Linked DNA regions of Homo sapiens: all the other regions are linked to region 1. Evidence: chromatin contacts called from ENCODE Hi-C or POLR2A ChIA-PET data. All regions are on one chromosome and are shown on one strand. Each heading gives the region's core, a stretch centred on a gene start or an enhancer-like site at or near the end of the contact. The rest is flanking DNA. Distances are from core to core; before and after follow the strand shown. Region 1 holds the start of AKNA (AT-hook transcription factor). Region 2 overlaps RGS3 (regulator of G protein signaling 3). Region 3 overlaps DELEC1 (deleted in esophageal cancer 1). Region 4 overlaps RGS3 (regulator of G protein signaling 3).

Region 1 (5,305 bases), core at 398-2,897:
TCTGGCTCCCCCGCTCTACCCTTGGTAGGCATCATGTCATTGAATCTTTATAGCAGCCCCTGTGGGGTGGCTACTCTTCTTATCCCTGTTTTACAGATGAAGAAACTGAGGCTTAGAGACGTGAAGCCTCAAAGGTCAGGGCCAGCAGGAGATGGGGCTGGGATTTGAACCCAGGTCCACAGTGACTCTGAGATTTTTTTCTCTCCTACATGGGTGGTTCCCAAATCTGGCTGCTTATCAGAATTACCTGGAGGGCTTTTTGGACAATACAGAGGCCTGTTTTTTTTCCTCTTTCTTTTTGTTTCCTGACTCAGAGTCTCTGGGTCCTGGGTGGGGCCAGTGTTGGGAGCCTCTTGTGCTCCTGTGCCCGCTTTTCTGTGAAGCTCCTGCTTCTCCCGCTTGACTCGCTCTGCCCCGGGTACACAGGCCTTGCTGTTCTCAGGGAAAGCCCGCTGGCTCCCCCACCTTGGCCTTTCCACTTGCCCTCCCAGAACACTCTGCCCCAAACCTTCTTGTGGCTTGCTTTTGACCCCTCTTCCTTCCAGTGCCTTATTTGAATGTCACCTCCTCATAGAGACCTTCCTGACCGTCCTATAACCCTTCTCCTCCAACCCATTACTCTTGGCCCCATGTGTTCTCTACCAGGGCCAGTCACCTGGGACACTTAAAATGTCTGATGCCCAGAGACTGACTCTGTTGGCCTGGGGTGAGCCCCAGGCTTCAGTGCCACCTGGCCTGGGACACGGATCGTCACCCAGTCTCATTGTTCACAGCTCTCTCCTTGAAATTATACATGTGCTTGCTTATTGTCCATGTCTCTGCTAGAGTGGAGAGCAGGGGACTGGCCTGTCTTCGGCCCTGCCATATTCCCAGGTGATTTAAAAGCACCCGCCACACAGTAGGAGCTCAGTGAGTACCTACGAATGAAGGAATGGGATGGTGGGGCTTGAGGAAAGATAGCTCGACTGACCATCAGGATCGATCTGTTCCCAACATCTGGTGAACCCTTGGAGGGTTCTTACAACAAGGGAAAGTTTACCTGATCCGCCAGGTTCACACCTCCATGCTGCCCCGAACATCCCACTCTGGCTGCAGGACCACCTCGGGGTGAGGACGGTGGGTTGAGATGGCAGGAATCACCACGGTCTCCCTGAGATTCAGGTTGCACATTGGCAGAGTCAGAGCTGGAAGGGCAGGAGTGGTGTTGAGTCTGAGCTCTCACCGTGCACATGGGCCCTGAGGCCTAGTGAGGGAAGGAGCCTCGGCTAAGGTCAGGCCGTGGTTGAAGAGGGCCTAGAGGGTAGGAGCTACAGCATGCTGTGTGACCTTGGCCAAGCCTCTGACCTTCTCTGTGCTTTAGTCTCCCCATCTGTACCTGCAGGGCCTGGGCTGAGATGATCCCAAGCCCAGGACGTCAGGAGTTTGTTCCCTGAGTCCTTTCCTGGGCAGCGCTGACTGCGGAGGGCTTGCAAGGGGTTAAGCTCCTCCAGCTCTTGCTCTGCACGCAGACAAACCCCCTCCTTCTGACAAACACTTGTAGGAAATCAGGCTGGGCGCTTCCTGCCGAGGCGAGGCGGCCTCAACCACGGCAGGGGCGGGGAGAGGTGGGGAGCGATGCTGGTCTGTGAGCAGCAGCTTGGGCTGGCAGAACGGCCTGGAGGTGGGCCAGGGCGCAATGGAGACAGGGGGCTCCCTGGGTTTGGAACAAAGAATTCACAGGCAGGTCCCCTGAAACTGGGTCGGCAGGACGGTGGTGGAGCCCGAGAGAGGTAAGGGATTGGAACGGAGGAGGGCCCGGGAGGCCGCTTTCCTTCTGGACGGGCCAGTCACAGACTCTCCGGGACAGTCCAGGCAGCCGGACCAGCCCAGCCAGGAAGTTGCAGCTGCTGGAGCTGCACCGCTTTTCTCTTGGCTTAGGGGATCCCGGCCTCCAGGGCAAGGGTGGATTTAAGGAGGATTTCGTCAAGCCTCAGGATGCTAGATTCCAGTCCTAGCTCTGATTCTGATCTCTTGTGAACTTGGGTAGGCGGGTCCATCTCTGTGCCTGGGGTGTCGTCGTCTGCACCTGGAGAGTTAGTGTCCTTGGTTGCTAAGGGGTCTCAGAGACGATGCAGGCATGGGCAGCAGGCCAGGAGGCAGCGACGGCGCCGGGGGGTGGTCCCTATTGAAGGAGTGGCCCCTTATGCCAGCTGCGTAAGAGCAAGGAGAGGAGCCAAGGACAGTCCGAGGACCAGCAGACCCAGCTCAGCTCTTGAGGATGGCAAGACCAGAGCTGGCAACAGCCAGGGCACCGTTTCTCTTTCTCCTCGGCCTCTGCTGCTGGAGCGGGCTGGGGGCAGGGAGGACACAGAGAGGGAGTGGCTGGTGCTTCCTTGTGGGACTAGAGTCCACACAGCTGGTGGGAACCCCTTGAGAACAGCAAGTCTGTGCCCTGCCAGCAGGTGGGTGGGGGTATGGTTGAGCCTTTTTGGAAGGTCTGGTTACTGATTTGGGGGGTGGTCTTCCTTCCCCATCTCCCTGACACATCTGACAGCCTTGGTTTCAGAGTTGCGGTACCCCAGCTTTGAATCCTCTGTCTGCGCTTCCTGGCTGTGAGGTCTTGTGAGAGCAGGCCATGTCTCTGTGCCTCAGTGTCTTCATCTGGGAGGTGTCAGGGTGTGGGTGGGGGTAGAAGCAGGGTGGCACCCTGGACAGCTCTGGCTGGATGGGAAGGGGCTGCAGAGGGCACGGGGAGGCTGTGCGGGCTGCGTAGCTGTGCTGGCAAAGGAGAGCCTGGGCGTCTGGGCAGTTCTGAGGGATTGAGCCATAAAGGGAAGGGTCCCTGGCTGTGGAATGACTGAGCGGGCGGAGAAGCCCTGTGTGGGTGGTGGGGAAGAAGAGTCCATCCCACCCAGGAACTGAAGATAGACACCTCAGGGGTCTGTTAGACCCTTGAGAGAGCAGGGGCAGTGGCGGCTTGGGTGTAAGAAGGAGATGTGCAGAAGGAGGGTGCAGTGGCTGCTACTTCCTTGTGGGGCCAGTTTCTCCAGGGATGGCGGGGACCCTGAACTCCATAGCCCTCCCCAGCTCACACTGCTGGAGTCTTCACCAAACCCCACTCACTGCCTTTTAGGAGCAGCCCTGCTGCCCTAACGAGGGCTGGCTGGAACAACTCTGCCTTTATCTGGCATGCAGGGACACCTGCCCATAGCTCTCCTTCAAGGTCAGGCCATACTTTCAGACCTACGTGCCTTTGCCTCCGTGCTGTTCCCGCTGCCTGGAATGCCCTCCCCAGTCTTCTCCCCCAAATCCTCATTGTTTCTCAAGCCCACCTTAAAGCTTCCTTTGGTAACACTTCTGTATTGTACTACCCCCCACCGTTTAAAATCTTGGAACACTTTTACTCTTTTCTATATTCTTTGCATCTTACGTAGCGCCTGGTATATAGTAGGAAGTCATAGGGCTTTTTTAAAAAGTTAATTTGCGCCCACTGGGTGCTCAGTATGTATCTTTGTACTTTGAAATGTGACCTCAGGGAGGAGGAGAGAGGTTAACAGTTCTGAGGCTGTTGCCCTTAGAAGCTGAGTCAATCAGGGACTTCAAAGCTCTTTGAGTCCCATACCCTGCCTCCCAACCCACCCTAGCAGGGTGATATCCCCTTGCGATATCAAGAGCAGGTGGTACTTTCTCTATTTTACAGTGAGGAAAATGCAAGCCCAGCTATACACAGTGAGTAACAGCAGCCAGGACTAGCACCTGTCTCCTGATGCCCAGCCTGCTTCTCTATCACAGCATCGTCCCAGCCTGAGGTTGGCAGGTAGTTGGCACTAACGTGTGTTTGTTGACTGACTAGCTGACTGGCCAGTTCTGGGGCTTTGTGGTGAGGAGGGCCATGGCTCGCATGGAAGGCAGAGGCCTGGCTCAGGAAAGGCTCACTGGTTTAGGCGCCTGGGGGCAAGTGCGAAACTCTAGTCAGTCACTGCAGCTGCCTCTGACGTGCACCTTCCCCTGGTTACAGTGAGATTTCTGCCACGACTGAGTCATCCCAGAAGACAGGATGTTCCTCTTTGTGCACCCAGAGGGCTCTGTGATTGGGCAGGCTGCTCTGTGGCAGAGCTAGAAAAAAAGCCCTTTAAAAAGTCAAAAAACCGCACACCTCCCCCGGCCCCTTCCTCAGCAGAGGCTTCAGAATCAGAAAAGCAACAGCTAAATTGTAGCCTCTTCTCCACCTGCCATAACAGCAGGAGCCAGGAGGCCTAGTGAACTTCAAAGGGCAGGCCCTGCCTGAGGCCCTGGTTTAAAATGCAGATTCCTGGGCCCTATCCCAGGGCCACTGAGTCAGGCTCTCTGCAGGTTGTTTCAGGAAACTGCACGCTTAGAGGATTCTTAAGCACACTGAAGCTTAAGATCCCTGGCAGGGATTTCCAAGAAGGGTACAGGCCCTGCAGAAGGTATGAGAAGCAAGGATTAGAGCTTCTATTTAAAATATAGTTGACCAGCTGGGTGGGTGGCTCATGCTTGTAATCCCAGCACATAGGGAGGCCGAGGCAGGAGGATCATTTGAAACAAGGAGTTCAAAACCAGCCTGGGCAACGTGGCAAAACCCCATCTCGACAAAAAAAAATTTTTAAAATTAGCCAGGCATGGTGGCGCATACCTGTGGTCTTAGCTACTCAGGAGGCCGAGGTGGGAGGATCGCTTGAGCCCAGGTGGTCAAGGCTACAGTGAGCTCTGATTGCCATTGTACTCCAGCCTGGGTAACAGTGAGACCCTGTCTCAATAAAATAAAATACAGTTGATCCTTGAATAATACAGGGGTTAGGAGTGCCTCATGCAGTCAAAAATCTGCTTATAACTTTTAACTCCCCCAAAACTTTATCAATAGCCTGCTATTGACTGGAAGCTTTGCTGATAACATAAACAGTTGGTTAATGCATATTTTCTGTCTTATATGTATTATGTACTGTTTTCTTACAATAAAGTAAGCCAGAGAAAAGAAAATGTTATTAAGGAAATCATAAGGAAGAGAAAATCTACTTACTTTCATTAAGTGGAAGTGGATCATCATAAAGGCCTACATCCTTGTCATCTTCACATTGAGGAGGAGGAGTTAAGGGGGAGATTGATCTACTGTCTTAGGGGTGGCAGAGGCAGAAGAAAATTCACATATAGGTAGACCTGTGTGGTTCAAACTGTCATTAAGGGTCACCTGTATATATTTTCTTTTTCCTTTTTATTTTTAGTAGAGACAGGCTTTTGCCACGTTGCCCAAGCTGGTCTCAAACTCCTGAGCTCAAGTGATCTGCCCACCTCGGCCTCCCAAAGT
Region 2 (5,207 bases), core at 75-2,574, 810 kb after region 1:
ACATTAAAGTTTGAAAAACACCGACCTAGACTATTGGTTCTTAACGGAGAAGTACACTTTAGAATCACCTGAGGAGTATCTTAAAAATGCCTGTCTGGACCCAATCTAAGACCTACTGCATCACAGTCCCTAGGAGTAAGGCCCAGGCCTTTTTACTTCTTTCTGACTGACGAGACAATTCTGGAGAGTGGCGTCAGGTAACAGGCAAGGTGACTGTCTGTTACGTGAGGCCCAGAGAAGGGAAGTGATAAGGCCAAGGTCATACAACAGAATCAGCACTAAAATCCAGCCCAGAACCTCGCCCAGGACCAGTTCCAACACATAGAACCCTCTCTATAGTGGGGAGCCTGTGCAGAAGAGGCATGACCTTGGAGCAGGACGGGGGAGGTGGCAAGTTCCCTGGAGGCAGCTGCCCATTCACGTTCCCTAAACAGAGGCCCCACTGCAGGAGGAGAGAGGGGCAAAGGAAGAATTCGACCACAGACTGAAGCTCCTCTGTCAGAGGCTCAGGAGGGCGGCACACCACAGCAGGGAGTGCACCCACTCTACAGAAAGCAATACTGAGGCACAGAAGGTTAGCTCACCCCCGCGCAGGGACTCTCAGGACAAAGCCAACACTCACAGAAAGGGAATCCCTGAGGAAAGAGGAGACACGAGGGCCCCCTCAGAAAACCTTCCTACTCTTGGCTATCGCCTGACCAAGCCAGAAGGACATGCCGCTTGCAGCCTGCTGGAGACCCACCACCACCTGCCTGGATGCCCAGCTTCTCCCAGGGCGGGGAGGCGGCTCCCGGGGTCTGGGTTTCAGCACGGTGCTGCCCTGTCACCCCCTCACCAGGTCCCTTCTCCTCTCGCCTCCATTTCTGACACCACTGCTTCAACATGGGTGGACTCGTAGTCTTTGTCCCCACCCACCACCCCAAACACCCCTTCTACTCCTCCAGCTCTCTTCTCTGAAAAGCAGGGAGTTGAGAGTTGAGAGCAGGGGGGTTCCTAGCTTCTTCCTGAGCTAGTGGTGACTGATGCCTTGTGAGAAGGGGAACTCCAGGCCCCCTGGGGCTCTGCTGAGGAACCAGTCTGCCTGTGGGATCCATCCTCACTCCCCTTCCCACCCGGCACCCTGCTTTTCTGCCTGCTCCGTGTGTGTGTACTGGGACCTCTCATTTCCCTAAGCTCTCTATCCCTCAAGTCTACTTCCTGCCCATCCCTGTGAGCACTGGTTCAATCTGCCTCGGATGCCCTGGCTAGAAGGCTCTCTGCTCCCCTGCCAAGACCCAGCCTGCCCTGCTGTCATGGCCCCGGGCAGGTCCTGTTTGGCTCATCAGGATCATGTCTGGCTTATTCACACCATTTCCCCCAAGACTTACTCAGCAAATACCTACAGAGCTGCAGCCATGCGCCAGGGCCTGTGTTGGCTATTGCTGCCAAACAGCAACAAGCCATGTTCTCTGCCTTGGAGATGCCAGGTCCATCTCTCACCCACCTGCTACCATGCTAGGAGGCTGTGGAAGTAGAGGCAGCAGGGACAACTAGGATGGCTCTGGGAGGAGGTAATAGGGGGGAAAAGATGGGACAGGATATTCCAGGCTGAGCCAGAGCCAGCAGGGAACATTCAAGGAAGTGGAGGTGGTTGGATGAGGCAGGAGCATGGATATTTTAAGGAATTCCAACGTTACCCTGAAAGCAATGTTTACTTAGCGCTGCAGAGGTAAGGAAGGTGAAGCTAGAGGTGTTCAAAACAGATAATGATGACAAAGATAGGGGAGAGAGAGAGATCATTAACTGAGCATCTACTGCATGCCACACACTGTGACAGTTGTTTTATACTTTAGGCTCTACTTCCAACAATCCTATGAGATCAGTATCATTTTTAATAAGAAAACTAGGAGTTAGAGACATTAAGTAACTTACACAAGATCAAAAAGCAAGTCAGTGGAAGAGTCAGAATTGAAACCATGGTCTGCCTGACTCCAAAGCCCTGCTCTTTCTACTCCTCTGTGATCTCCTTTCCTGCCGTCTTCACTTCCTCCTTCCCTTCCTTCAAAGGATGCTTCCTGAGGACAAACCTGGGCCTGGCTCTGTGCTAGGCAGTGGAGAGCAATACCAGACGCAGGGGCCCCGCTCGGACTCCACATGGTTGGAGACTGAGGGGCAGGAGACTGACACCTGGTGTTGGGAGGGGCAGTGCAGAATTCTGTACACCCAGTGACCCTCCCAAATCCTCTCCCTCCCAGGGTCCCCTTCCAGGTGGGGAGAGCTAGAAGCGTGTGGCTTCTCTGTGATGTTTTCTGCTAGGTTAATCAAAGAAGCTCTGCCATGCCAGGATGACCTCAGGGAAGGACACAAATAGCACTGCAGTCATGAGGTCAGCCTTTGGAAGCAGGAGGGCCTGGGGGTGAATCCCAATTCCTATCCATGTGCCGCCTCCCTCACAGCCAGTGTGCCGCTTCCTCACGGCTGCTACGGGGCATATGGAGGCAGTGCCTGGCACACAGTAGCCCATGGTGGTGCCCCTCTGCTCCTTGCCTTCCTCTCCACAGCTTGACTCTCTCATGAGTGGGCACCAGGGACCAACCCAAAAACTAAGGTTTTACTCCAAGCAACAGCTCTGAGAATAGGGAGGACTGAAAGCCAGAGGTGGAAGGAGGGAAGCCTATTGCTGATGAACAACTGGGGCTTGGAGATAGGCAAATCAAGCTTCAAACCCTGGCTCTGCCACCTCCTACGTCAAGGTACCTGCACAGGCTGCTTAACCTATTCAGGCTCGATTTCCTCATCTGTAAAATGGCAATGTGAATACTGAGTACCCACATCACAGCTCTGTGGGGAGGGCTTAGCATAGGGCCTGGCACCTAGTAAGTGCTCAATAAGCATCTGCAATTTCTGTAATCATAATTGTTACTCTCATGACGATCATCGACATCATCAGCTCCCTCTCCTGCATCCAATTCCGGGACAGGGCACTTGACGTATTCTGACCCTTACAGCAGCCTAGGACAGGAGTCCTGTTAGTTGCAGGTTTCAGGGGGGGAAACTTGGAAGCTGAGAAGGCAGATGAGTCTGTGCTCAGCCTGCCCCTAGGCTGGGTCAGTCTGGCTCACTGCATGGCCTGGGCCAAATCACTCCCCTCACTGGGTCTTGCTCTTCCCAGCATGTCTGTCCAGTTCTGAATCTCAGCTAGCCTAGAAAGATCAGAGTTCAGGGCCCAAGGCATAGCCAGGTCTCCTTGTGGGGGCATCAAGGGCAGGAGGAACAGAAAGGTCCCCCTTTCCAGATACACACCCTTGCCTTATCTGTCTGCCCCAGTCTGCCCCACTGCCCTCCTCCTTCAGGGCCTGCAGCGCTGGGGGCACTGGGTGGTGGTGGGGTGCCCATCCAGTAAAAAAAAGAGGCTTTTTCACTCGAGGACACTGGAGTGGACATGTGGACATGAGACTAAGCCACAACCCTGTGGCCGAAGGTCACCCTCCCGAGCCTCAGGCACACTCAGCCTCACCGCTGCCTCCTGAGGCAGGCACACCCTATCTCTGCTTGGGGGTGATGTCAGGGCTAGGTTTGGCTGAATTTACAGTCTTCTCCAAACCCACCCTCCTGCCTCCCTCTGTCATGAGACTTTCTCTTATCTCCCTTGGCCCTGCACCAACTTGCCTATATTGGTCTCCTGCTCAAAATGCCTTCATCCCTCTAGGATAAAGTCCCATCCTCTAACCCTGTGTGTTCTGCCCCCGCCAACCTCTCCACCACACCGTTTCTCCTCTTTTCCCTCCAGCCAGTCTGCTACACTCTACCCTCAGGCCCCTCTAAACCTATGCTCACACTGTACGTCCTGCCTAGAGCACCTTCCCCTCCCCTGTCCACCTGCTGAAGCTCTACTCATTCTTCAAAATTCAAGTGACCCACCCACGTATTGCCCCTCAATTTCTGACAAAGGTGACATTGCCCTATAGTGAGACAGGATGGATTTTGAATACATTGAATATTTATCCAGAGAAAATGAGTCTTGACCTCTACTTCATACATGGATAAAAATCTATTTCAAGTGGATTTTAGATCTAAATATGAAACATAAAACATCTAAAAGAATACATAAAAGTATATGTCCATAACCTTGTAATAAGCAGAGAAACAGGACTCAACAAACACTCTCCATAAAAGAAAAAAGATTAACAAATTGGACTGCATTAAAATTAAGAACTTGTGTTCTTCAAATATACCCTTAAGAGAGTGAAAAGGCAAATCCCAGAGTGGGAAGAGATATTTGGAATGTGCACATCCAACAATAAACACATATCTACAATATCGTTTAAGCTCCTACAAGTTAATCAGAAAAAAAAATCCAATAGGAAAATGGGGGAAAGACTTGAACAGGCACTTTTCAAAAGAGGTCATCCAAATGGCTAATCAACACATGAAAAAGGGACTCGACCTCACCAGACATCAAGGAAATTCAAATTAAAGCCACAATTAGATATCACAATATCTAATACCAATAATGTTGGTACAGACATGGAATAATAGGCTCTTTCATGTACAGCTTAAAGGGAGTATATTCCTGTCACACTTTGGAAAATAATATCATGGTATTTACTAAAGCTAACTCTCTACAACTCTATGACTCAGCAATTGCAAAACTTAGGTATTCACCTAACAGAAGCAAACATAGTATATCAAAAGATAAGTACAAGAATATTCATAGCAGCACCATTCATTATAGCCTCAAACTGTAAACAACACAAATGTTCATCAGCAGTAGATTAGATAAACTGTGGCGGTATATTCATACAAGGAAATACCACAGAGCAACAAGAATAAACAAAATAAAGCTTGATACAATATTATTGATGAATCTTGCCATCAAAATGCTGATCAAAAGAAGTCAGCATGAAATAATATGTACCCAATGATTCCATTTACACAAAATTCAAGGATAGGCTACGCTCATCGATGAGAGAAGTCAGGACAAGGGCCGGGTGCAGTGACTCATGCCTGTAATCCCAGCACTTTGGGAGGCTGAGGAGGGCGGATCACCTGAGGTCAGGAGTTCGAGACCAGCCAGGCCAACATAGTGAAACCTGTCTCTACTAAAAATACAAAAATTAGCCGGGCATGGTGGCACGCGCCGGTAATCCCAGCTACTCAGGAGGCTGAGGCAGGAGAATCACTTGAACCTGGGAGATGGAGGTTGCAGTGCACTGCACCCCAGCCTG
Region 3 (5,404 bases), core at 2,710-5,209, 820 kb before region 1:
TTCTCACTAAGATTAATGCCTTCAGAAACAGCTAACTTTCTAACCTGGAAGAAAGAGATAAAGGTTACCAGCCATCTTAGAGCATGAGATGGCTCGTATTCTATACCCAGCAAAGGCCAGAATATGGGACTTCAAAGGTTGGTGTTCTAAATTAGAACACTGAACTTCATGGTTTTGTTTTAGTTCGGTGTTTCTCTTCCAGGAGAGAGAGTCTCCTGACCTCCCAACTTAGCTGTCCTCACTGATTTATCTCTCCTTTACTCTGAGAGGCAGTGTATGGTGTTCTGGTAAAAGAACACAAGTTTTGAAATCAGACAGACTGGTTTTCAAATTCTGCTGCATGATGAGAACATCAAGGAGCCTTGTGCAATATAACTCAGAGTCCTGGAAATGTTTGTCTATAAAATGGGGATTAATAATAACAACTCTGCATGTCAGTTGTTATTATTAAATGAGATGCTACATATATAATACTTAGCACAGTGCCTGACATAACATAGGTGACAAATATCTGTCACCTTCACACTGCTTTTCACATAGCCTCTGTATTGCTGGAGGATATCTTTCTATAAATCTGCACTATGAAGATGCTTCTTAAACGTTGGTATAGATAGCTGTTCTTGGGAATCCTCAAAACTAATGCCAAACATCAGGCATCATTTATACTTGAAAAGTTGGGAAAGTTAAGAAATGTGACTACACAGCAATTTAAGTGAATATTTTATATTGAAGTCAATCTAAATGTGAATTTATAGCTGTCAGTTATCAATTAATATGTGTCAAATAAATTTTCATTGTGAAGGAGTTCACTTTATGCTGTAGTGTAGCTACATCTTCATAGTTGCAGAAACATTAGATCAAAAAAATTGAGAATCAAACATAGAGTAACATCTATCTAGAGCCCAGTGTGTCACTTAGAATTTCTTCAGATGTTGATTTCTCTATTTCTATGCCTGCAATTAAAGAAAATATTTCTCTTTTTTAACTTCCATTCCTGGCCCTTCATTTCTAAAAAGAACACTGGCTGACATCAAGTTCACCTTTGTTCTAATCAATATTCCATTTCCATCTGAACCTCCTCCACATCCCTACCCCCATCCAATACACACTTTTTCCTCTCTTCCAACATCCCAGAAGATTCCAGCATGATTTATTTAGCCTTCAGATAAGCCTTGACAGAAGGAGAATCTGCCACAATCCATGATGACTCTCTCTGCCAAGCAGACCTCTAGCTTTCTGACAGAGCTGTGTATTTATTGCAGGTCACCTTTGTATGTTATTAACATTCAGTCCAAACTCCCAGACATCGGTGCAAATCTATCTCAATAACAGTGATCACCACTGACACGGCATGCATCAAATCCTGTCCTTTCAACATAGTGAGATCACCAGTGAATAAAAGAATTGGAATGAGTGATAGAGTTTCAAGTTCACTCACATAGGTACCTGCCCAGAGCAAAGAGGAACTTTGCAGTCAGATAGTTAGGCAGCATGGTGCTGTGATAACAAGCTCTGAGTCAGACCCAAGGCCATACTGATTCACACTCTAGCTCTTTCACTGATTATCTTGTGTGGCCTTGAATAATCATTTTATTTCTCTGTGCCTCAGTTTCCTCACTTGTGCAAGGCAGATGATAATGCTATCTACCTTACAGGGTTGTTGTGGGGATTAAATGAGTTAACCATGTAAAATATATTTCAAAAGTGCTGGCATGTACAAAGTTTTCCTTTTTGTTAGTATTTGCAGTTCCCATTAATTCAGTGCTCTGTGATCATGGAAATGTTAACAAACCTTTTGCATCTCAGTTTACAAATTTATAAAAGGAGATAATAATACTTGCCTCAAGAAGTTATTGTATTCAAGGTATATAAAATGCACAGTATAACACTTAGAGGATAAGAGCTGTTATTCATAGTAGCAATAATTGTCATCACCATGAAGTCAATAATCAGGATAACAATTGCCTGAGGCAAATGAGGAATTGTTAAAATATCAAATCGTATTTGAAAATTAACTCTTAGGAATCTGTTATATAGAGAGACAAACTTGAGAAGTGAGGGCTTTGGAGTTATACCGACTGGATTTGAATTACTAGATCTATCATCTAGCAGCAGGAAGACAATGAAACAATAACTTTTGTTTGTTTGCTTGTTTCTCTTTCCTCATTGGAAAGACTGGAAAAATACCACCTACTTTGTAAGCCTGTTGTAAGTTTAAGTGGGATGCTATGTAATGTACTTGGCCATAGTTAGAGTTTAATAAATAGTAGCTATTCTAAAGCAAAGGTCTAAGGCAGAAAAATGACCCATAATTTTTATTAATATGAAGTGAATTGAACAAAACAATCAGATTTATCCTTGTAAGCTTGGCTCCCACTAACTTAATGAAGATGGAAGAGAAAAGAGGAATAAGGGTTACAGGGACTAAGTACTCAGAGTGTGTAAGGAGTTTTGCTGAGGTTAGCTATAAGGAATTTGTGGTTTGAATCAAAGGACTTCAGTTTTATGAGGTTTGAGGGCCTTTTTCAAAAGGAAAACCAGATGTATCATTGGAAAGCTCATGCAAAGAGGGCTATCTTCTGCAAATGCTGCTTTGAGTCTAATTCTGTTAGACTGGGTAGGGATTCAGTAGGGAGAGACCCTGGGGTGTTTTTTAAAACCCATTTGTTCCTATCTTGTGGACCTTCAGTGATGTTCTCAAATGGGTCACGAGGCTGGTATTTTATAAGCAATATGATCCACAGCCATGAGGAGAGGAATGATTCTAATATAGTCCAGAAAACAGTAGGGCTTTCCACCTCAAAACTTTACTTTAAATCTTTGAAAAGAACTAGGTTTTCTACCCCAGGAGTCCAGCATCTCCTGACCCAGGGTTCTCCTAGCACAGTCAACAGGAATGAATGCCTTCCCTAAGCCCCTCGTGGTCACTTGATCCTCTGGCTCTTGGTTTACTTTTCCCTCTTCCTTAAACTGTTCATTTTCAAGTAACATGGGGAAAGTCACATCAGTCTTATTGAGTATCCCTAAAAAGTGGAGGCAGGAGAATGGACTTGACGATAGAAGAATTTATTCTTGGTCACTAAGTGTGCTCAGCTGGCTATGTCTACCTCCATACCTCCATACCTCCTCTGGAAGTAAAGAAGTACCCTGGAAGTAAAGAAGACTCATGAGGTAATAAAAAACAGTAAGTAAAATTGCTTTGCCACCTAGACTGCAAAGACGATGAATTCCCTAGTGTGTTTATCAAAATTAACTGACAGGTCTTATGAAAAGACTGACTTATTTAATATATAAGGAAAAAACATCACAAGATTCAACAATATAAATGCATATAATAGGCTGGGTTCCTGTTATAAGATATGGCACCTTGCATTTTCCATACACTAATTATCTAACTAAGTTATTATAAGTTAGACATTATCTTTATTTCACATATGAGGAAATAAAAGTCCAGGGACTCAAGTGATACACTCAAGTCTAGGTTTGAATCTCTCAGTCTGTGTTTTTGTCATTTCCCCGACATTTGCATATATGTGGTTTGCTTAGCACTGATGGTTTGAGAAATAATTTTAGCTGGTGCATGGAAAAATACATTTCCATTTTAATGAGTATGTATGAATAGTATGTGCATCCAAATATCCAGGCATATCAGAGTTGTGGTTTTGTGAAACTAATTGTTTAGGATGAAGCTACTTTTACTGGAGTCTATTTAAAGAAAAATATTCAGAAATTGAAACATTAAAAAGACAGGTTTGGAAAAAGTTGTTAAGAATGAGTGAAATGTGGGAAACTCTGTTCTGGGCCAGACTGCTCTCTGTGTTTTATAACGAATGGCTGCAGGCTACAGGAAGCAAGATTTCTCAGAAAGCCTTAGTCAATGTGTCGGTCACCTCCCCTGGTATTTGCCAGCTCCTGCTGACACCACCATCCCCTAGCTGAAAGTCCCTGCAGCTAGAAATCTAGAAAGAAGCCCTTCTCCTAATCTCATTAGCCAAGTCTTGGTGATTTTAGTTCTTCAGCAGCCATTCCTCCCCAGTGTCCTGATTGCCCCTAATGCTTACATTCACATTCCCCACAACATTCTCACAACAGCATTCTCACATTCTCACAACAGCATCTTAACTGGCCTTCCTAACTCTAATCTCACAAGCTATCCTGGAAAATCCCCAGACAGCCATGTTACTTTCTGTGGTAGGCTGAAATGTCCTCCATCAAAGCCCAAATTCTAATCCCCAGAACTTGCAAATTTGTTACTTTACATGGCAAAAGGGACTTTGCCAATGTAATTAAATTAAGGATCTTGAGATGGGGAGATAGTCCTGGACTATCTGGGACAAAAGTTCTTGTGAGAGAGACACAGTAGAGTCAGGCAGACACGAAGATGTGGCAACGGAAGCAGAATTCGGAATATGCTTGGCCACCAGCCAGGGAATATGGAGAACCTCTAGAAGCTGAGAAAGGTACGGCTTCCCCAAAACCAGAGGAATGCAATCTGCCTACCATGTTACACATCTGATCTCCAGAACTGTGAGTCTGTGTTGTTTCAGACCACTAAGTTTCATGTTGTGCGGCAGCAATAGAAAATGAATGCACTCTCCTGTCCAAAGCCCCTCTTTTTTCTTGCCCAAAATCCAGCTTCTTAATCATTAAGTCACTCTTCACAATGGAGCCTCCCAACTTTCCAGCCTTATTTCTTGACCTCCAACCCCAAAATTAATATCAATAGCTAATATTTATTTTGTACTTAACTATATGCCAAACACTAAACCAAAATGTGTATATATATATAAAACATATATATTACATATATTTGTTAACTCATTAAATTCTGACAATAACATACAAGATAGGAATTATTATTGTCCTCCTTCTTACAGATGAGGAAACTTGAAAAAGGTACACAACTTACTTAAGGTCCAGAATTAATAGTAGTAAGGGAAAGATGTAAATTCATACCAGTTTGATTTCAGCATCTCTGTTATTAAACAGTATGTTATATCTCAACCTTGGAGTTTTCAGACAACATCCCTACTCTTTCGTATTCCTAGAAACACTGTAGAGAAGAATGAAGCCATGATATAGAATCAAGAGAAACTGAGTAAAATAGAGGAGTAGGGACTCTGAAGAAGAGGGGCTTTAGGAATATTAGAAGCAAAGTGAGATGGCTCAAAGCTGATGAGGACTGGGTGAGCCAACATTAGACATATGCTGGATTATTTCCTTTATAGGGCCCTGGACATACTTGTTGGGCCAGGAGAAAAATATTAAAGGGGAGGTATGGAGGTAGACATAGCCAGCTGAGCACGCTTAGTGCCCAAGAATAAATTTTTCTATCATCAAGTCCATTCTTCTGCCTCCATTTTTTAGGGATACTCAGTAAGACTGGTGTGACTTTCCCCATGTT
Region 4 (5,173 bases), core at 1,354-3,853, 870 kb after region 1:
TCTATTACTTCTGGAAGGGGCTGTGATGAGGGTAGTTCACGGTGCGGGACTGGATCAGCTCACAGATGTTAGCAAACTTGAGCATGCCCAGAGAAGTGATGGGACAAAGAACCAAGGAGGAACATTCCACAAATAAAGATTTCTGTTGAGTGTAAGGGAGAATGCTCTACAATTTAGCCCTTCCCAGTAAAAAAAAAAACCACTGCTCTAATGGGCTGCCCTAGAAGATTCAAGCACCAATCAGAAAACCATTTAACTGGAAAGTTACAAGGAAGCAATTAGCATGGATGACTCCTGAAAGCCTAACCAATGCTGAGATTTCATGAATTTATCCAAATCCCTTTGAATTTTTTTTTTTTTTTTTTTTTGGTGTGAGTAATATGACAGGATGCCCAGATCTACATGTTTGGTTGCCATCATACTTCAACAAAAAGGAATACATTAATATTTATTTTACTTGTCTTCAAATTGTTTCCTTCAATCTTCAAGGCTAAGGGAGAGGGGTCTCTTGGTTCTAAGTCTCCAGAGATCTATAAGGCAGGGTTTTCTGGACGAATTGCAACTGTCACAAGGCTCTGGCTTCAGCTTGTGTTCCTTAGTTTGTCTTTATGCAGACATGCCAGAAGCAGTGTGGGGTCATGGAAAGCATCACTGAGCCAGAAATGACCCGGCTCCATTCCTTACCAGCCTGGAGACTCTTGGGTCCCAGTGAATCTCACTGGAGCCTCAGTTGCCTTAACTACAGAGTGGGGACAATCGTGCCTTTCATGGGGGTGCTGCAAGAGCTAATTGGGGTCAAGTATGTAAAATGCATACACAATGAGGATACACAATAAGTGCTCAATGTTTGCAGATTCAAGGGTAAGTGGACAAACAGAAGAGTGAATTTAGACTTATGTATATGTTTCAGGGTGGCTGCCATCTCTAACTGGCTTCTTATGAGTCTGTGAATTTATGGCCACACCTCAATTTCTGACCCTTGGATGCCAGACTTAGGTCCACCACACTCTCATTCACCAAACATAGCTCTAAGTGACTTCTCATCCCTAAAACTTAAATCCCTCCCAACAGATGAAGTTTTACTCCCACTGAGACAATTCAGAAGATATGCAAAGATTGTTAAGTTCCCAAAGTTTGCAAAGTTCCCAAGAGGAGGTTCGGAAAAGAGGAGGTCCAGAAATACAGTAGGCAACAGCGAGCGGTGGAAGGGAGCATGCAGTCCCCCAGGGCACTCCCTTGAAAAAGATAATGTACATTTGGAATAGATGAGTTCCAGTCCAGTCTGCTTACTTAAAAAACAAACCAACCTCCTGCTTCAGCCACAGTCACACATAGTGTCCCAGAAGGCTGAGGTTTAAAGCGTCCTTACAGACCAACCTCTGACCCTGCCCTTACTGCCTCAAATACACACATACCTACTGCTCAGATGGAAAGACTGAGGAAGAAGGAAGAAATCACATGTGAGCCAGCAGCAGACCTGGGTCTCGATACAAACTTCCTGTCTCCAAGTTTCCTGATCTTTCCACTACCCCAAGCTGCCACTCGACTCAGCCAAGGCAGCTCTACATTGGGGCCTGATCTGCAAAGAGCCTGCTACCCTCACCCCATGGCCCCAGGTAGCCAGGGCAGAGCCCAGGGCTCCAACTTCTGTACCCAAGTAGTTTAAGCTCAGAGACTGAACTGACCAGCTCTGGGGTTGTGTAGATGAATGAAGTTCTCCCAATTAGAGAAAAGCATCCCAGGCCAGCTCCCAGGAAGGGTGACACAGGTCCCATGTCAGCACCCCACAGGCAGAGCTACAACCCAGGCGAAATCATAGACTCGTCTCTCAGAAGAGGACATGGGATTTGGGTTAAAACAGGCCCAGAAAACTCAGGTAAACTGATGCTGGTCTAAAAATTCACTTTGGCTAATAGCTTTACTCTTCCTGCCACCAAAGTCACTCCCCACAGCCAGGGTAAATTGCCATCTCTTCTGCTCCTGAGAGGAAGGTGGGATAAACAATGGGGTGTCTTTAGGGGCTGGGGAAACTTTCTAACCATCAAAGAAGGATTCGACAGCTTTTGAAAGGAGATGTACAAGAAAAAGCTGGGTAGCCTTTGCTAGGGAGAGTGGCGGGGTCCTTCTCAGGTCTCCCCTACCCTGAGAATGTACAATTCTAAGATACTCAGGAAGAGACCAAAGTGAGGGGCCTGGAGAATGCCAATGAAGCCCACCCAGAAAGCCCCCTAAAAAATGCAGGTGAAAGTCTTACCTCGGCAGCCTTGTTCCTCCCTTCATACAGCAGCAGCTCCTCTGACAGCAGGAGGGTCCGGGCAGGATTACAGAGATCTAGAGGCTGGAAATAAAGCAGGCTGAGTGGGCAGTTCAAAAAGAGGCTGGGTGAGGACCCGGGGGGAGGAAGCAGCAGCTTGTCAAAGCCAGCCACAGAGAACCCTCTGACCCAGAGAAGACTGTCAGCCCGCCACCGACCCGAGAACCCACACACCCCCTCATACATAAGATGGAAACAGAAAGAGAGACGCTGCTGTCCTGTGGAACTGTTGCTGCCACCTTCCCCATCAACCCTCACCGTGAGAGCTACACTCATTGACAGGAAGTCTAACCACAGGCTTAGGCCCTCTGCAGTCCTCAGCCCCAGCTCTCACCCCCCACTGCACTGGGCTCCTGGGCCCTCCCAGCCCCCGCCATCCCCCATCTATCCTGTTCATGCCTCACAGGACCAAGAGGCATCCTGAGAGCCACATGCCAAGAGATTTGGTCACTTGAGTCCCTTCAAAGCCAGGCCAGTCCCTGCTCTGCACTCATAGCACACTTGAACTGTCTCCTTCTCAGGCAATCCCCCAAGGGTCAATTATCACCCAAACCTCTCACCCTACTCCCTCACCTTGCCCAGCCCAGCCCAGAGGAAGCTCCCTAAGCTCTGGATTACCCAGCAGGACTTGTCCTTATGACTGTATATTTCTAATATGGCTTCTAAGTACATGACATCAAGCAAGGTGCTTAAAGAAAGATCATGAAACAAATAGCAAGCTGGACCTGAAATCCCAGCTACTTGGGAGGCTGAGGTGGAAGGATCATTTGAGGCCAGGAGCTTGAGGTTACAGTGAGCTGTGATCATACCACTGCACTCCAGCCTGGGGGACACAGCGAGAGACTGTCTCTTAAATAGAAGTAGTTTCTTATACAAATATTAAAATGAACATGAAAATTAGACACAGGCCGCATGTGGTGGCTCATGCCTGTAATCCCAGCACTTTGGAAGGCCGAGGCGGGTGGATCACCTGAGGTCAGGAGTTCGAGACCAGCCTGGCCAACATGGTAAAACCCCGTCTCTACTAAAAATACAAAAAACTAGCCAGGCATGGTCGTGGGCACCTGTAATCCCAGCTACTTGGGAGGCTAAGGCAGGAGAATTGCTTGAACCTGGGAGGTGGAGGTTGCAGTGAGCCGAGATCGCACCCTTGCACTCCGGCCTGGGCAAAAAGAGTGAAACTCCATCTCAAAAAAAAAAAAAGAAAAAGAAAGAAAATTAGACATTGTAGATGCCAAGAACTTTGTGTCACATGCTAAGAAAGAGAAGAGACCCACAGAAAGGCTAAGGCCAGGCCCTGCTGACAGAGCTGTCTAAGGGGAGGCGTGTGAGCTCCCAGAGATGTGTTGCATCCTAACAAAGTGTGCCTACTGGACAGTGACAGGCTCAGACTGGGATGCCAGGGAGACCAGAGAGGCACAGGCAGAAATGAAGCCCGTGGGGCCAAGTCATGTCTATGCTGCTGATAAGACGATAAACCATTAGAATCTTCCTGCAAAGCAATTTGTCAATATGTGTAAAGAGCCTTTAAAATGTTTATGACCCATGACCCAGTCATTTCCCTTTCAGCAATCTCTCCCAAGGAAAATAATCAGAGAGGCAATCCATGCGCAAGGATTTTCATCACAGGGTTATTTACAATAGCAAAAGAGTAGACAGAAGTATCTGAATACAGAACTGGTTAAATAAATACAGTATACCCATATAAAAGAAGAGTGGGCAACCACCGTAAAACACAGAGCATTTAGTGGTGTGGGAAAGGTTCATGCTACAATTTTCCTTTTAAAAAGGCAACATGATATAAAATATAGAATAAGGTCTGTTTTTTAATGTGCATATGCACACAGAAAAGATGCTGAAATGTTCACACTATCATATCTGGGTGATGGAATAAATAAAGATTTTTAGGTTTTTGTTTTGTTTCTTTTTTTTTTGAGACAGAGTCTCACTCTGTCTCCCAGGCTGGAGTGCAGTGGTGTGATCTCGGCTCACTGCAACCTCCACCCCCCAGGTTCAAGCGATTCTCCTGCCTCAGCCTCCCGAATAGCTGGGATTACAGGCGCCTGCCACCGCACCCAGCTAATTTTTTTGTATTTTTAGTAGAGATGGGGTTTTTATCTTGACCAGGCTGGTCTTGAACTCCTGACCTCAAGTGATCCACCACCTAGGCCTCCCAAAGTGCTGGGATTACAGGCGTGAGCCACCACACCTGGCCCAATAAAGGTTATTTTTAAAGAGAAGGAGAGATAAATGGGGAGGAAAAGGGGGAAGAAGAAGAGGCTGGAGTGCAGGGTTATGATCACAGCTCATTGTAACCTCGAACTCCTGGCCTCAAACGATCCTTCCATCTCAGCCTCCCAAGTAGCTGGGATTTCAGGCCCAGCTTGCTGTTTGTTTCATTATCTTTCTTCAAGCACTTTGTTTGACGTTGGAGAATAAGAGCGATCTAGTGAATCGCAGGCCACCAGTGAATACAGGCCAAACTTGTTTGCAGAGACCAGGGAGAGCAGATAAGGCACAGACCCCAAGGGTCTCCCTCAGTTATTTTCAAATAAAAAACCACTGGGTGAGCCAGGGAGCGGGAGCTTTGGCAAACAGTCCCTGTGACATGGCAACAAGCAGCTGGGGTGCACCTGCCCTTTCCCCAGAGAAAGGGGAGGCGAGGTGGGGGAAGGAGAGGACCCTTTCCTTACTGGGCTATCCCGGCCTCACTTTTTCCTGTGTATCTCCCTGGAAATCTCTGCTCCCTCAGTATAAGCCCCTAGAATCCTATGCATCTAAAGCTACTTATCTTTCCCAAAACAGGGCCCTCAGTCCTGGGATAAGTCATCATCCCTGAGTCCTGGGGCAAGGGCCCTC

Evidence for each region. Hi-C counts contacts between places; a loop is a spot of excess contacts on that map. ChIA-PET counts read pairs that join two places held with the same protein, here RNA polymerase II (POLR2A). Pooled maps may share reads with other maps.
Region 2: a loop to region 1 is called in a map of OCI-LY7, with 7 times the contacts of the local background. The contact joins the enhancer-like site here to the promoter of AKNA in region 1. A Hi-C loop is called at or near these places in 2 of 168 maps with a recorded cell type or tissue (OCI-LY7 and natural killer cell), 7 of 37 single-sample maps with no recorded cell type and 10 of 50 pooled maps. POLR2A ChIA-PET finds 5 or more read pairs at or near these places in 1 of 52 experiments (activated B cell).
Region 3: a loop to region 1 is called in a map with no recorded cell type, with 6 times the contacts of the local background. The contact joins the enhancer-like site here to the promoter of AKNA in region 1. A Hi-C loop is called at or near these places in 11 of 37 single-sample maps with no recorded cell type and 8 of 50 pooled maps. POLR2A ChIA-PET finds 5 or more read pairs at or near these places in 1 of 52 experiments (activated T-cell).
Region 4: a pooled map shows a loop between it and region 1 (12-fold over the local background). The contact joins the enhancer-like site here to the promoter of AKNA in region 1. A Hi-C loop is called at or near these places in 11 of 37 single-sample maps with no recorded cell type and 13 of 50 pooled maps. POLR2A ChIA-PET finds 5 or more read pairs at or near these places in 5 of 52 experiments (GM10248, GM12878, T-cell and 2 more).

The regions. Positions count from the first base shown.
Region 1 is chr9:114,384,324-114,389,628 of GRCh38, reverse strand. It overlaps AKNA (AT-hook transcription factor), which reads left to right and starts at 1,647. Exons shown (of 22, transcript NM_001317950.2): 1 at 1,647-1,769. LOC124902253 (a long non-coding RNA gene) reads right to left here and starts at 1,579. Exons shown (of 3, transcript XR_007061742.1): 1 at 1,376-1,579; 2 at 1,040-1,184. RefSeq lists enhancers at 1,355-1,644, 1,685-1,814, 1,285-2,020, 2,835-2,984, 3,755-3,814 and 2 more.
Region 2 is chr9:113,570,693-113,575,899 of GRCh38, reverse strand. The region is part of intron 17 of RGS3 (regulator of G protein signaling 3); the gene reads right to left. Among named protein-coding and RNA genes, the nearest start is that of RGS3, 110 kb to the right of the region's middle. RefSeq lists an enhancer at 1,252-1,301. Within about 2 kb of position 1,324, at least 12 of the 41 ENCODE cell types and tissues checked have a DNase peak (open chromatin) inside an H3K27ac peak, as active enhancers do; they include OCI-LY7, where a contact is called at or near this core.
Region 3 is chr9:115,205,781-115,211,184 of GRCh38, reverse strand. The region is part of intron 1 of DELEC1 (deleted in esophageal cancer 1); the gene reads right to left. Among named protein-coding and RNA genes, the nearest start is that of DELEC1, 67 kb to the right of the region's middle. Within about 2 kb of position 3,959, at least 2 of the 41 ENCODE cell types and tissues checked have a DNase peak (open chromatin) inside an H3K27ac peak, as active enhancers do.
Region 4 is chr9:113,514,706-113,519,878 of GRCh38, reverse strand. RGS3 (regulator of G protein signaling 3) reads right to left here. Exons shown (of 23, transcript NM_001394167.1): 14 at 2,255-2,338. Among named protein-coding and RNA genes, the nearest start is that of RGS3, 54 kb to the right of the region's middle. RefSeq lists enhancers at 1,414-1,703, 2,105-2,234, 2,395-2,644. Within about 2 kb of position 2,603, at least 10 of the 41 ENCODE cell types and tissues checked have a DNase peak (open chromatin) inside an H3K27ac peak, as active enhancers do; they include GM12878, where a contact is called at or near this core.